2 separate regions of the Homo sapiens genome follow, and region 2 is linked to region 1. Evidence: chromatin contacts called from ENCODE Hi-C or POLR2A ChIA-PET data. All regions are on one chromosome and are shown on one strand. Each heading gives the region's core, a stretch centred on a gene start or an enhancer-like site at or near the end of the contact. The rest is flanking DNA. Distances are from core to core; before and after follow the strand shown. Region 1 overlaps TSPAN18 (tetraspanin 18). Region 2 holds the start of PRDM11 (PR/SET domain 11).

The links. A loop is a pair of places that touch in the nucleus more often than their neighbours do. ChIA-PET counts read pairs that join two places held with the same protein, here RNA polymerase II (POLR2A).
Region 2: a map of endothelial cell of umbilical vein shows a loop between it and region 1 (6-fold over the local background). The contact joins the promoter of PRDM11 here to the enhancer-like site in region 1. A Hi-C loop is called at or near these places in 1 of 168 maps with a recorded cell type or tissue (endothelial cell of umbilical vein). POLR2A ChIA-PET finds 5 or more read pairs at or near these places in 1 of 52 experiments (WTC11).

What each region holds. Positions count from the first base shown.
Region 1 is chr11:44,758,921-44,764,891 of GRCh38, forward strand. It overlaps TSPAN18 (tetraspanin 18), which reads left to right. Exons shown (of 10, transcript NM_130783.5): 2 at 5,506-5,592. Among named protein-coding and RNA genes, the nearest start is that of TSPAN18-AS1, 25 kb to the left of the region's middle. Within about 2 kb of position 2,196, at least 10 of the 41 ENCODE cell types and tissues checked have a DNase peak (open chromatin) inside an H3K27ac peak, as active enhancers do.
Region 2 is chr11:45,143,094-45,149,064 of GRCh38, forward strand. PRDM11 (PR/SET domain 11) reads left to right here and starts at 3,546. Exons shown (of 8, transcript NM_001384648.1): 1 at 3,546-3,784. LOC105376652 (a long non-coding RNA gene) reads right to left here and starts at 3,690. Exons shown (of 6, transcript XR_931241.3): 1 at 1,961-3,690. RefSeq lists silencers at 3,947-4,026, 4,107-4,296.

The DNA.
Region 1 (5,971 bases), core at 946-3,445:
GAAGATAGGCAGCAGGCTATACTGGGGAATTAGTCCCTGTGCAAAGCCCATTCACAGGAACCATCCAAACAGTGCTATGCTGTTCAGTTATCCTGACCCTTTACCGATTTTATAGTTCCCCCAAAATGGCATCTTTGCAGGGCTTCCATCAGCAGCTGTCCTTCTGCTGTAAATCAGGCAGTTTGCCTATCCCATGCCTGTTCACAAGCTGGCTTATTGAACACAGTTGGCAAAGCAACTGCCCTGCATACTGGAGCTTGGCTTAGACACAGGAAAGCTTTGGTCTCCTTGTGGCACTGTTTAATTCTTCAGCACCTGGGTCAGCAAAGGCCAAGACAAGAGGCAGCTCTGACCATTCCTTCCCGAAGGCCTTACCTGTAGATCTATGGATACAACAAGTGGTACAGTGGGGTGAGCTAGGGGGTGATGGTGTTTGACGACGTGGTCTCTCCTCAGACCTACTGACTCTGGAAGACTAAAGCTAGGCTCTTCAGAGTCCTAAGAGTCTCAGTTTCTCAGGGTCTAGAGAAAATTATACAAGTAGTTGAGGGTCATTCATTCTCTCTCTCTTTCTCACCATTAACCTAGTTCTGCCTTCCCACATTCATTTAACTCATTGTTTTATAGATCCACTTGTCTTCCCTCTGTCCTTCTATTCATCCCTGTGTTCATCCATCTCTCCATCCACCCAGTCATTTTCCCATCCCTCAACCAATTATAGCCTAGTTCCTTCTTTCTACCATTCAAGTTCTTTTATAAATCCATTCACTACCCATCCATCCATTTCTCCTAGCAACTGTCTATCCATCCAGCTATTATTTGCAGAGTCAGGAACTGAGACTCAGAGGGAGTAAGATACCACCCATATCTTTGAGGAACTCATAGTCTGGTAGGTGGGAAAAATCACATGAGCAAAAAATATACTATTACCTATACACACAATTTGTGATGTGAGCCCGGAGAACAATGACTTATGCCTGTTGAGAGAGTGGGAAGGTTTCACAAAGGAGTTAACTGAAAGAAGGTTTTGAAGGATGATTAGGAGTTTGCCAAGTGAGGGGAGGGGTGAAACTCAGGGTTAGGAAAGGAAGAGAGGAATTCCAGGAAGAGCAAACATCAGGGAAGTTGGGCTGAGCACACTTTGAGTCCAGGTGAGTTCACTTTTACTGTGGGGTCTTTGCATATGGCAAAGACTTAAAGGTGGGCCTGGAAAGGAATTGGGGATCAGATGATAAAAGGCCTTGTGTCTAGACAAAGGGAGGCCAGGGAACCCACTAAAGCAGGAGACAGACACAGTGCTCTCCATTTATGGGCTCACTCTGACAATGAAGGAGAGGGCAGAGCGGGGAACAAAGGCTGCAGGCTGGCAGACCAGCCAGGAGCCGTGTGCAGCAAGCAGACAACAGTAAGGAGGGTGAGCCCAGCCAGGGACTGGCAGGTTCTATGAGGATGGAGAGTCAAGGCTGCTTTGGGACACATGAGGTGAATAGAATCAGTAGCTGGGAAATAGACAAGAGTCTTTGATCTGGGTTTTGGTTGCACAGGGATGCTCTGTTTGTGAAAATTCAGTGGGGTATATATTCATGGTGTGTGTGCTATTGTGTATGTATGTTATATTTCAATTAAAACAGTAACAGTAGAGTAGGAAACATCAGGAGACATATTAAAGTTTCTCATCTGGGCCTCATCCAGGACACTGAAGTGGGCTGACCAAATTTTTCTTGTAAATTGAGAGCTCCACCCCTAGTTTGGAAGAAAGAAGAGGAGGAAGAAGCTCTAACTTTTGAGCCAGGCCTTGCAAAATGGGTGAAATTGGCTTATACTCATCGTAGTTACTGCCACCTATTAAGCTCTGGTATTTTGCAGATTCTAAGGCACACTTTTTTTTAACATCTTAATGTCTCTAAAACCAGGATGCATTGTGCAAAAAGTGATATCATAGTTAATTTAATTAATTGGTAGTGTTTTCTGTTTCTTAGAAGTACTTAAAATTATGGTGTCATTATAATCCATGGAGACTTCCATTCAAGAGCCATGATATCGTGTGCCAGGCTCTCTGCTAAATCCTGCTACACATTTCTTATCGAATCTCACAACAGCCTGTGAGTCATCAGCTGTTGTTAGCCCTGTGTCATAGCTGAGGAGTCCAGGCATGACGTAGATAGGTCGCTTGCTCTGGGTCACAGCTAGTAAGAATTTGATTTAGGATTTCAACCTGTGCCACCCCAAACATTCGGGAGAACTGTGCACAGAGCAAGATCAAGTCTGGGGCTGGGAGGGTTGTCGGGACTTCCCAAAGCCCAAGACTAATCGGGTCAAGGGTGACCCCTGTCGCCTGCCCACCAGGCTTACACTCTGCCACTTGCACCCAGGACCCGTTCCTGCTCTTAGCCCTAAACCTTGGGATTCTTTTCTCCATCTCCCAGGACAGCTCTGGCTCTAACATCTGTAGTGACTCCCCTCCCCCGCAGAGAGGAGGGGACTGCAATGAGATCTCATGGGCAAGGGGGAAAACATTCTCAGCCCAGCTGGTTTCCCTCACACAATGCAGATTTGCTTAAATGGGAATTAGGATTAGTGCTGGGTTTTGCCTCTTCTGGCAGGCTGGTAATAAACTAATCTCCTCTGAGGCTGCAGGAAGGCAAAATTCCACCGAAGACGGGAGACAGCTTAAGGCTCTGGAGCGCAAAACCTGGAAAGTAATTTTGTTATTGACAGGCGCTGCCCACACCTCTTGACATGCAGCCCGCAGCTCCTTCCCGGCATGGCTGCAGCTTTTAATTCCGTTAATGTGTGACATTCACCCAGGCTGCGTGGCTGACAGGCACTCTTGACACTAATACGTGTTCCGTGCAGTCCCTGGAGCTCATAAAAGCTCATTATCAGTTCTGAGCCAATAAATGCAGTTCCTGGCTCAGGTAGGCCCGAGTTCCTCTGCGATGCTGCAGACAGTAGAGCAGGGACATCTGCGCCAGCCAAGTCCCACACGCCTCCCTTTGTCCAGGGCCCTTGGCTTACCAGGCCACTGGAATGTGCCTAGGAAAGCCATTCCATAGGCAGAACCCTGGGTTCAAGTTTACATCAAAGAAAAGGGGTTCCTTCTGCCCTGCACTGTGAGGTGACTCAATCCAGCATTTTGGGAAGGCAGTTTGTCAGCACTACCCAAAGGCGGGATGTGGCCAGCCTCTCCTCTGCCAACTTCTAAACTTCTGGGCTTTGGAATTGCATGAACATTTCTACACCAAGATGGGCACCCAAGGGGTCATTGCAGCAAGGCTATAGAGGCCAGAAATGGAAATATTCGACACAGCCATGGTGGGAAATAAACAAATGGTAAATAAATTATGGCCCACATGTACTACGGGATACTGTGCAGCTATGAAAAGGACTCAAGATCCATTTTGGACATGATATCATTGACAAATGATATTGCAGAATGTGTGTGGTAAGATCCCACTTTTGTAAAAAGTCACACTGCATGTGTGCTCACATAGGTACATGCTTACACACACATGCATACACGTATTTGATTAGGTAGAATAAAGTCTAGAGGGTCTCACTCCAGAGCGTTTGCAGTGGTTCTCTCTGTTAAACAGGATGGCTGGTAAGGAAGCACATGTACTTTTGTAGTTAAAAATGAAAAATTTATATATGTATAAATAACTTGCCCAAGGTCATACCTATATATACACATATGTGTGTGTGTGTGTGTGTGTTTGTGTGTGTGTGTTTATGGGTTTATAAATGTAACAAATTCCTCTGATTGTAGCCTTAGTCTGGTTCATGATGCATGAGGTCCCCCTGCGCTGACACTGCCTGGATGGACATTTGAGGCCCAGATAGCTAAATAAAATGAGGTCCCATCCTCCAGCCAATCCCTATTTTCCATCAGTTAATGGGAGTTCAGAGACTCCCTTGCATGCCTGAGCTGCCCTGATGCTGGGGTCTGTGGGGTAGACCTCGAACTCATCACCTTCCTGCTTACATCCCTCCCACTGTGAGGCGAACGTGATAACCACTACACTACGGAAACCAACATCCCTCCCACTGTGGAGATGGCACTAGCACCGGGCTTGACTTCCCACAGCCAAAGTTCTAGTCCCAGCTCAGACTCATTTCAGTGGTGTAACCTTGGGCAAGTTATTTAACTCCTCTGAGCTCACAGTCCTCATTCCTGAAGTGGTGACACTTTCTCCTGGGGTTGTAAGGGGCATCAGGTTGATCATCATTATCATTCGAGAGACCTGAAACTTGATCAGGGTTTCCACTGTGCAGCTAGTCTCTGAGGGCAGGAGGAGCCTGGGAGGGGAGAGATTGGGGAACTTCGCTTTCTCCCCTGTGCTCTGGAGGCTGTAAGTTTTGCTCTTATTTCTCAGCTGTGCATGTGACTGAGCCAATCTCTTGGGACTGGCCTGTCTCTGCTGGCAGGTATGTGGCCTGGACATGGTGAATTTGATCCTTCTCTGGTGACCTGGGGATGCTTCATCAAACTGACAGAAGGGAAGGGTTGGAGAGGCTGGACTTCTAACCCCACTGGCATTCTGGAACTGAATTCTTTTTTTACCACCGGAGACTTTCCTTACTATTACTTATCTCTTCATGGATAGCAGATCTTGAAAGTGTTGGGTCTGCCCAAAGAGCCTGTATTCATTAGGCAATGATTAATTCTTTTTCCTAGTTTCAAAATGACTCAGAAAGCCTTTTTTTCAGCCTGAGGAAACTGGAGTTCCCACACCAAGTTGATAATATTCTAGCTGGAAGCAAAGAAACACAGTGTGATGTTTTGATTAGCATGTTCAATGCCATCACATGGATATATAGGCTCCGGGCTGACTTGGGAAGATTGAAAATATGCCCCCATTCACAGGCTCTGGGGACGCTATCCTGGGAAGCTTTGTGGGGCTGGTGCTTAGTCCTGCCTTTCCAGCTGTATTAGTCCATTCTTGCACTGCTGTAAAGAAATACCTGAGACTGGGTAATTTATATATAAAAAAAGATTTAATTGGCTCACAGTTCTATAGGCTGTACAGGAAGCATGACAGCATCTGCTTCTGAAGAGGCCTCAGGAAACTTACAATCATGGTGGAAGGGGAAGCACGCATAGTGACAGATAGGGACAGGAGAAAGAGAGAGAGAGGGGAAGGTGCTACACACTTTTAAACAAGCAGATCTCACGGTATCTCACTCACTATCATGAGAACAGCACTGAGGGGACAGTGCTAACCCATTCATGAGAAACTATCTCCATCATCTAATCACCTCCCACCTGCCTGGATGGAGATCTGAGGCCCCATCTCCGACACTGGGAATTATGATTCAATTTGAGATTTGATGGGGACACATTCAAACCATATCACCAGTCATGGGTGCCCCGTCTGGCTTCTGTGCTTGCAGTAATGGAAGTGGGGAAAGGAGACCTTGGGGAGTGGGAGCCACATGTGGACTGAGGTGGTCCCCAAGGACTCCTGCCTTTTTGAAATGTGTTTCTCTCTCTTCTTTCTCTAGAGTGTATCCAGAAGCTACTGTCAGGAGGACACTGTAAGAGAACCTTGGCACCTCTGGGCCCAAAGGGAAAGACACCAGTGGAAAGAGGTATGATGTGGCAACATGGCAGGGTGGCATCTTCACTTACTCGAACAAGAGGGTCTACTCTTCTCTCTTCTTCTCTTCCTGCCCTCCAAACCACCACTTCCATGTGAGAGGGCTCTCAGCTCTTGCCCAAGGGGTGCAGGGCAGGAGAAGGGTGGCTTCACTCTTGTCCTCACCCCTAGACATTTACTCATGGGTGAGGGCAACGGGGCCACCTTGGTGCAGGAAGTGAGTGTTGATGGATGGCAGGGAGTGAGCCCTTCAAGGAAGAGTAGAGCTCCTGGGGGCTCCAGGCAGGGTCATGAGGGCTCATGGAATCTGTATCAAGGACCCCTCCCTGACCTCAGCCTCCCCCATACCCACCACAGTCTTGGGACCGTGA
Region 2 (5,971 bases), core at 2,296-4,795, 390 kb after region 1:
TGCTTGCCAGTTCCTTGGGGAAGATGCAGTGTGTTTCAGTCTTAGTTTTTTCCAGGTACTAAATCCTTATTGAAATTTTGCCCTTGTGCTTTCAGGAAAGGTCATATGTGCAATAAACAATGTCCTTGTTTTACAACAAATGTGGAAGTGAATCCCCAGTGACTCTTCCTTCTAGGATCCAGGGGGCATTTACCTTGGAGCTAACAGGAAGTATTTTGCTTGGTGTCATTATTACTAGTAGGGGGTGGAGGGAAGGCCTCAGATGGACTTTTCCTTCTAAAGAGGTGAACTCTATTCATTTAGAGTATCTCAGTAGCCTTCACAGGGACCTGGAGGTGACTGGGATTGTTAGTACATTTTTTGCAAGAAGAGGTCATAATGTACCTGGCCTTGAATCACAAAGTTCTGGTCAGCTCCTTTTTGTGAGATACGCTCAAGGGAGAAATTAAGGAAATATTTCACCACCCATTAGGCTGAAAAGCTGCATTATGGAAAAGGACAATGAACCAGAAATGACTAACAGCAGATGACACTGAGCAATGGAGTCAGGCAGACCTATGTTTGAATCTCACCCTGCCTCAAACTAGCTGTGTGACCTTGGGCAAGTCTCTTAACCTCTCTGAACATGGTTTCTCTGCCTGCAAAAAATAGTGATGATGATATCCTTCTTGGATTATTGAGATTATTGAGTATAGATGGTAATAACCCAGAAGGTGTGTACCATATGCCCTATTCGCTTCAATCCTGTTCTCCTTCCCCTTCCCTTAAGTTCTCAGGAAATGCCAGTGGAGCTCTTATCTCATCCCTACTTCTGACTTTCAGGCCCAACTCAGCCCACAGAGGGAAACTGAGGCACTGCCTCACAAGACGTGCTTTGTCTAGACTGCTTGTCCGTGGTGATCACACTCAGGGTCTGGGACCACTTTCTGCCCACTTTCTGCCCACATTGACCCAGAGCACATGTGTCAACCCTCCAACTGCCTAGGGCTTCCCTTCTGAGATGTTTCCAACAATTCCCCCAGCCTTGTTTCAGATTCCTTCCTGTGCCTTGGCCTTGACTATGTAACTACAGGGGCAGTTTCTTGAGGGCAAAATATAGAACCCCTGGTCCCAACTCTTCATGCCATGCAGGAAAACACTGGCCCCCAAAGAGGACAAGTCAAATGCCTCAGGCGACAGGTTGGGACTCAGACCTGGGTCTCTGGATCACACCGCATCTCTTTGCTCCCCACAGCCCCTGGACAAGTCCCAGTGTGACGCCTGAAGCGCTGACTCCCCAGCCTGCAATGCCTGAGGACCCAGTCTCACCCTACAGATGCAGCTGAGGACCTACGGCTTCCTGGCAAAGGAAGCCAGGATAGAAATGGATGGGGAGATTTAAATAGAAAACCAATGCCACAAGAAATTCCCTCCTTACCTCACTTCCAACTTGCCAGCTCATTCTCTTAAAGATCTTTTTGCTCTCTGGAGGATGGGACCACTCCCCTCCTTTATCTACTTCTCTTTTTGCCCTCATCTCCGATATCTCTGCCTCACCCTCTACCCCAGTCACTGCAGGACACATGTCCAACACCCTGGGTACGTTGACGCCTCGAGGTCTTTGCTTCTGCTCTTTGCCTTCCTGGCAATGCCATCCTACCATTGGTGGAAATTCCAGGCCTACCTCTGACATTACTTCCTTGGTGAATCTTTCTCCTCAAAAGGAACAACAAATGGCTCCTTCCTCAGTGCTCTTTTCTCGGCCGGGCACTTGGCATCCAAAACCATGCTCAGTGCAACTGGAGGTGCATTCAGTTCTGAATTAATTGAAGTTATCTGCGAGTGCCTTCATCTCTTGGGCAGACCAAGACCTGCCTGAAGGATCTTGTCATTCTAATCGTGGAACCCCTCCCCCAACCCCCGTCCCCCAGTACCCGACACTCTGCCTGGCACCAAGCAGAGAAATACTCAGGAAACTTACAGTTGCATTGAACCTCATATAACGATAGGGTTGTTACTGTCTCTTGAGCATCTACTGAGAGCAGCTGGGTGCTGGGCCCTTTAAATACACTCTCATGGCTCCTTACACAGAGCCAGGAACGTGGGTATTACTGTGCACCACTTTGCAGATGTGGGAAATAAAGGCTCAGAGAGGTGAAGCCAGTTGCTCCAGATCACACAGCCAGTAACAGGCATGAGATTCCAAGAAGCTGTGTTTGTGACGCCAGAGTCAAGGGAAACAAATGATGTGGTACCCACAGTGCTCCCTCCCTCATCACCCCCACCGCCTCCAGCTCCACATCCAGATTCCAAAAGCCATGAGCACCCCCATCTGACCATGAACGCCCATCTGACCATGAACGCCCATCTGCGGATCGCCAGCAGCAAGGTTGACACGGAACTCCTTCCGCCTTGGGAGGAGGCTTCCCTGGGGTAGTACCCTCTGGGGGCCGTCTGGGCAACTCTTGCAGGGCTTCGTGGATGTTTGGGGAAAGCACTGGACAGCGCCTCGCCCAGGTGCCTTCCTGGGAATCACCAACTGGGGTTTACTGCCCCAATTTTGGAGCTTGCACAGAGCATCCTCCCTTGGTAGGAGAGACGTCGCCATTGGGCCACAGGACTTGTAGAGGACGCCACGAGAAAGGGGTTGATTGGGGAATGGTTGTCCTGGTTACGCCACCCTGCAGTGTCCCTTGCCCTCCTCCAAGGCTTCCAGCCCCATCGCAACCTGTCAGTTTTCCAGGCGCTCAGGAAAGCATGTCAAGCACTCAAGCACTCTGTGACAATTCCACCCCCGGCCCAGTCTTTCCCTCTTCACCCCCTCTCTGTGATGTCGAATCCCATTTCACAGATGGAGAAACTGAGGAATCGAGCAAGTGAATGCCGCTTAAACATCTTTTCCAAGCCAGCCAGGGACCAGCCCCTCCAGTTCTCAGAATCTCTCTCCCTCTGTAACATATTTTGACTTGAAGAACATGTGCGATTCGTGACTACAAAACCGCAACCCCACATAAAGAGTTAATATTTTTAACGAACCCCAAGCCCCTCACCCTCAGCCTTCGCGGGACGCCTGCGTCTCGCAACTTCAGTTTGTATCTCCAAACTGCTGAGCATTCAAAGGGTTAAATGGGACCGGGAGGGGGCCAGCCGCGGAGCCCTGAAAGGGTTAAAAATCCAAACGCGTCGACTCCCCCCGACTATTTGGTTCCAAATGGACAGCCACGCGACCGGGAGAGCCAGGGAGCCCCCCTCACAATGACTTTATTAAAATTTGAGAACTTTTACTTCTGACCCCAAAAAAGTATCCCAGTTCGAAAGTTCTCTCTTAACCTTTTCTTTTTTTCATCTATTTTTTTCTCGATTTCTCCACGGGCTGGATTATAAAACGCTCCCTCTCCCTTTGGGTTTGGAGAGCCGGGTTCCCCCCTCCGGGCAGGGCGCGGGCCTAAGGGGCCCCGGGAGTTTTCTCCGGGGCCGGGTCGGGACGCGGCTGGTGAGTCCCGGCTCCGGCCCCTGAATTGGGGGGTCCGCGTCTGCCCCAAACGCCGCTTTCTTCCGTTTTCCATGTCATTTCCTGTACTAATAAGATGGTGGTCAAAGCAGGGGAGGAGAGCAGCAGCGAGTCGCCGCCGCCGCCGCGCCGAGGCTGGCGCTGAAACTTTGCCTCGCCGGGGACCAGCGCGCCCGCAGCGCGGCCGCTCCCTCCGCGGGGGCCGCCAGCCGAGGCCGCGCCGCCTCCGCCGAGCCGCCCGCCGGGCCGCTCTCGCCGCCCGGGCCCCGCGGCTGCCGCAGCATTCCCGGGAAGGTGAGTCAGCCCCGGTAGCCAATGTGGCCATTGAAAATGGCTTCGGAGAGCGCTCGGCAGTTTGCCAGCGAGCGCGGGGGCCGCCGGTGCGGGGGCCGGGAGCGGCGGCTGGGGGCGGGGGCGGCCGGGGGTCTCGGCGCGGGCGCGGGGCGGGGGTCCGGACGGCGCCGGCGCGGGGTGGGGGGCGGCCCGCCGTGGCCGCGAGGTGGGTGAACCCTCGGCAGGTAGCTGCCGCCGCCGCGGGAGCCGGGGGCCGCCCTCCGCCTCCTTCCTCCCAGCTCGCTCGCTCCTCGCCTTGTTACAATGTAGCCTTTTCTCTCCGCAAGCGGCGCGCCCGCTGACGGACGTGGCCGCCGACCAATGGGAGTGGCGGCCCGGGCCGAGCGCTCGGAATGAGAACGCGGTGACACGGACGGGGCGGGGCGCGGACGCCGACGCCAGAGGGCTCGCCGCGGCCGCCGGCCTAGTTCTCGCGGACGCCCTCGGCCCCGCGCCGGGGGCTGCTGCGGGGTGCTCGGGGATGAAGGTGGGAGGCGTCCTTTGGGATGCGACGAAGCCTTCTCCATCGCGGTTCGCGATTGCCCGCGAAGCGTGGCCGAGCCGGAGGGCATTTCTGGAATGCGTTTTAAGTGTCAGTTGCGGTGTAGACTCTTCGGGAAACCTCTCCGGAGCGTAGCCTCCACCCCCCACTCGCAGTCCCCAAGGTACTCTCCTATGCAGAAACTGCAGAAACTTAGCGGCCAATGACCTCTCTCCGGTCAAGGCCAGCGTGCTCTAGGCGAGTCGCTGCAAAGAGAATACCAATGTCTTGGGCGATGCTGGTGAAAAATTGCTGGTGTGTGTCTAGAGCCCAGTTGGGAGATGGGGGCTTAGAACCCCCCAGGCTGGGCTGGGATTTAGGGGAGAAAAATGTGAAACGTCTCCTCTTTCCTAGACGTTTGCTTCGTGTGGAGAAAGGCTGTGCTGTATAATTTAGAGTGGCTGTAAGGAAACACACCCAGCCCTTTGTGCGTGGGGCCAGGAGGCAATGATGAGAGATTGCTCTTGGTACCTGGAAACCCTATAAACTTTGGGGGTTTGGGGACAGAAGAATTTTCTGTGGAGCATGATGCCTGTAGCAACCAAGCTGGTCCTTGCCCACATTTCCTCTTGGGAGGGAGGAAGGTTCGGGCTTTCCTAGGGTCATTGTTGGAGGTGTAGGGTCGTAGTTGGGGAGCAGGGCACAGTCTTTGCCCGCCGACTCTCTGAAAGGTGGACAAGCAGAGTTCTATAGGGCACGTGTAGAAACCTTCCCTTCTGGGAATAGAGCCCAGACCTCTTGCTGTATTCAGTTTAATGGAAAGGCTTTCTCTCTTTGAATTCTACCTCCTCCTCATAGTCACTGTCTGACTTTGGACTTCACATCGTTGTCTTTGGCCTCTCTGAGCCTTGTGTCTCCATCCCTGAGTCCAACAAAACCTGCCCGGCAAGGAAGTTGTGAAATTAAATGAGATAGCAAAGATGAAATGCCTGTTCCAGGGCCTGGCATACTGTTTAAGAAGTGTTCTCCCCCAGAATCACGGCAGAAGGTACTGACCTGGGAATATCAGAATTGCCCCCACAGACCCCACCGTGGTCCATCCAGTCTCAAACTGACAGGGCCCCAAGGAACAGCTGGTGGCAGGGTCTCGTTTCCTTCCCTGGTGACGTTCACAAAGATGAGGGACTCCCCTCAGTTGTCCTAGGAGTCCTAGATTGGTCATGATAGCCATCACCTCTGCACTTATGGACTCATTTGACCTGAGTTACAGTTCTGTCGTCTAGACTTCTTGGGTTGATGTGTTCCATCAATTTCTTCTCCTTGGTGTCAAGTAGGATTTCTCCTATTTGGATCTGCCCTCTCCTGGACTTACAGGGAGTTTCCCTGGTTCCAGGTTGTTGGCAAGTATAAAGTAAAGAACACTGGGGTAGGAGTCGGGAGTCCTGCCTGTGGATTCAGCTGCCTTCTTGGCCTGCTCTCTTGGCTGTCTCATAGGCATGACAAACCCACAGTGGCCAAAGGTGTCCATAATCTTCCTCTCTAAACCTCTTCTAGGGCTCTGATCTTGGCCAAGAGCACACTGTCCCACTACTCTTTAAGGCAGAAGCCTTGGTGTCTCTGTCTCTGTCACCCCAATCTACTCCATCTCCAGACCCAGATAACTTTAT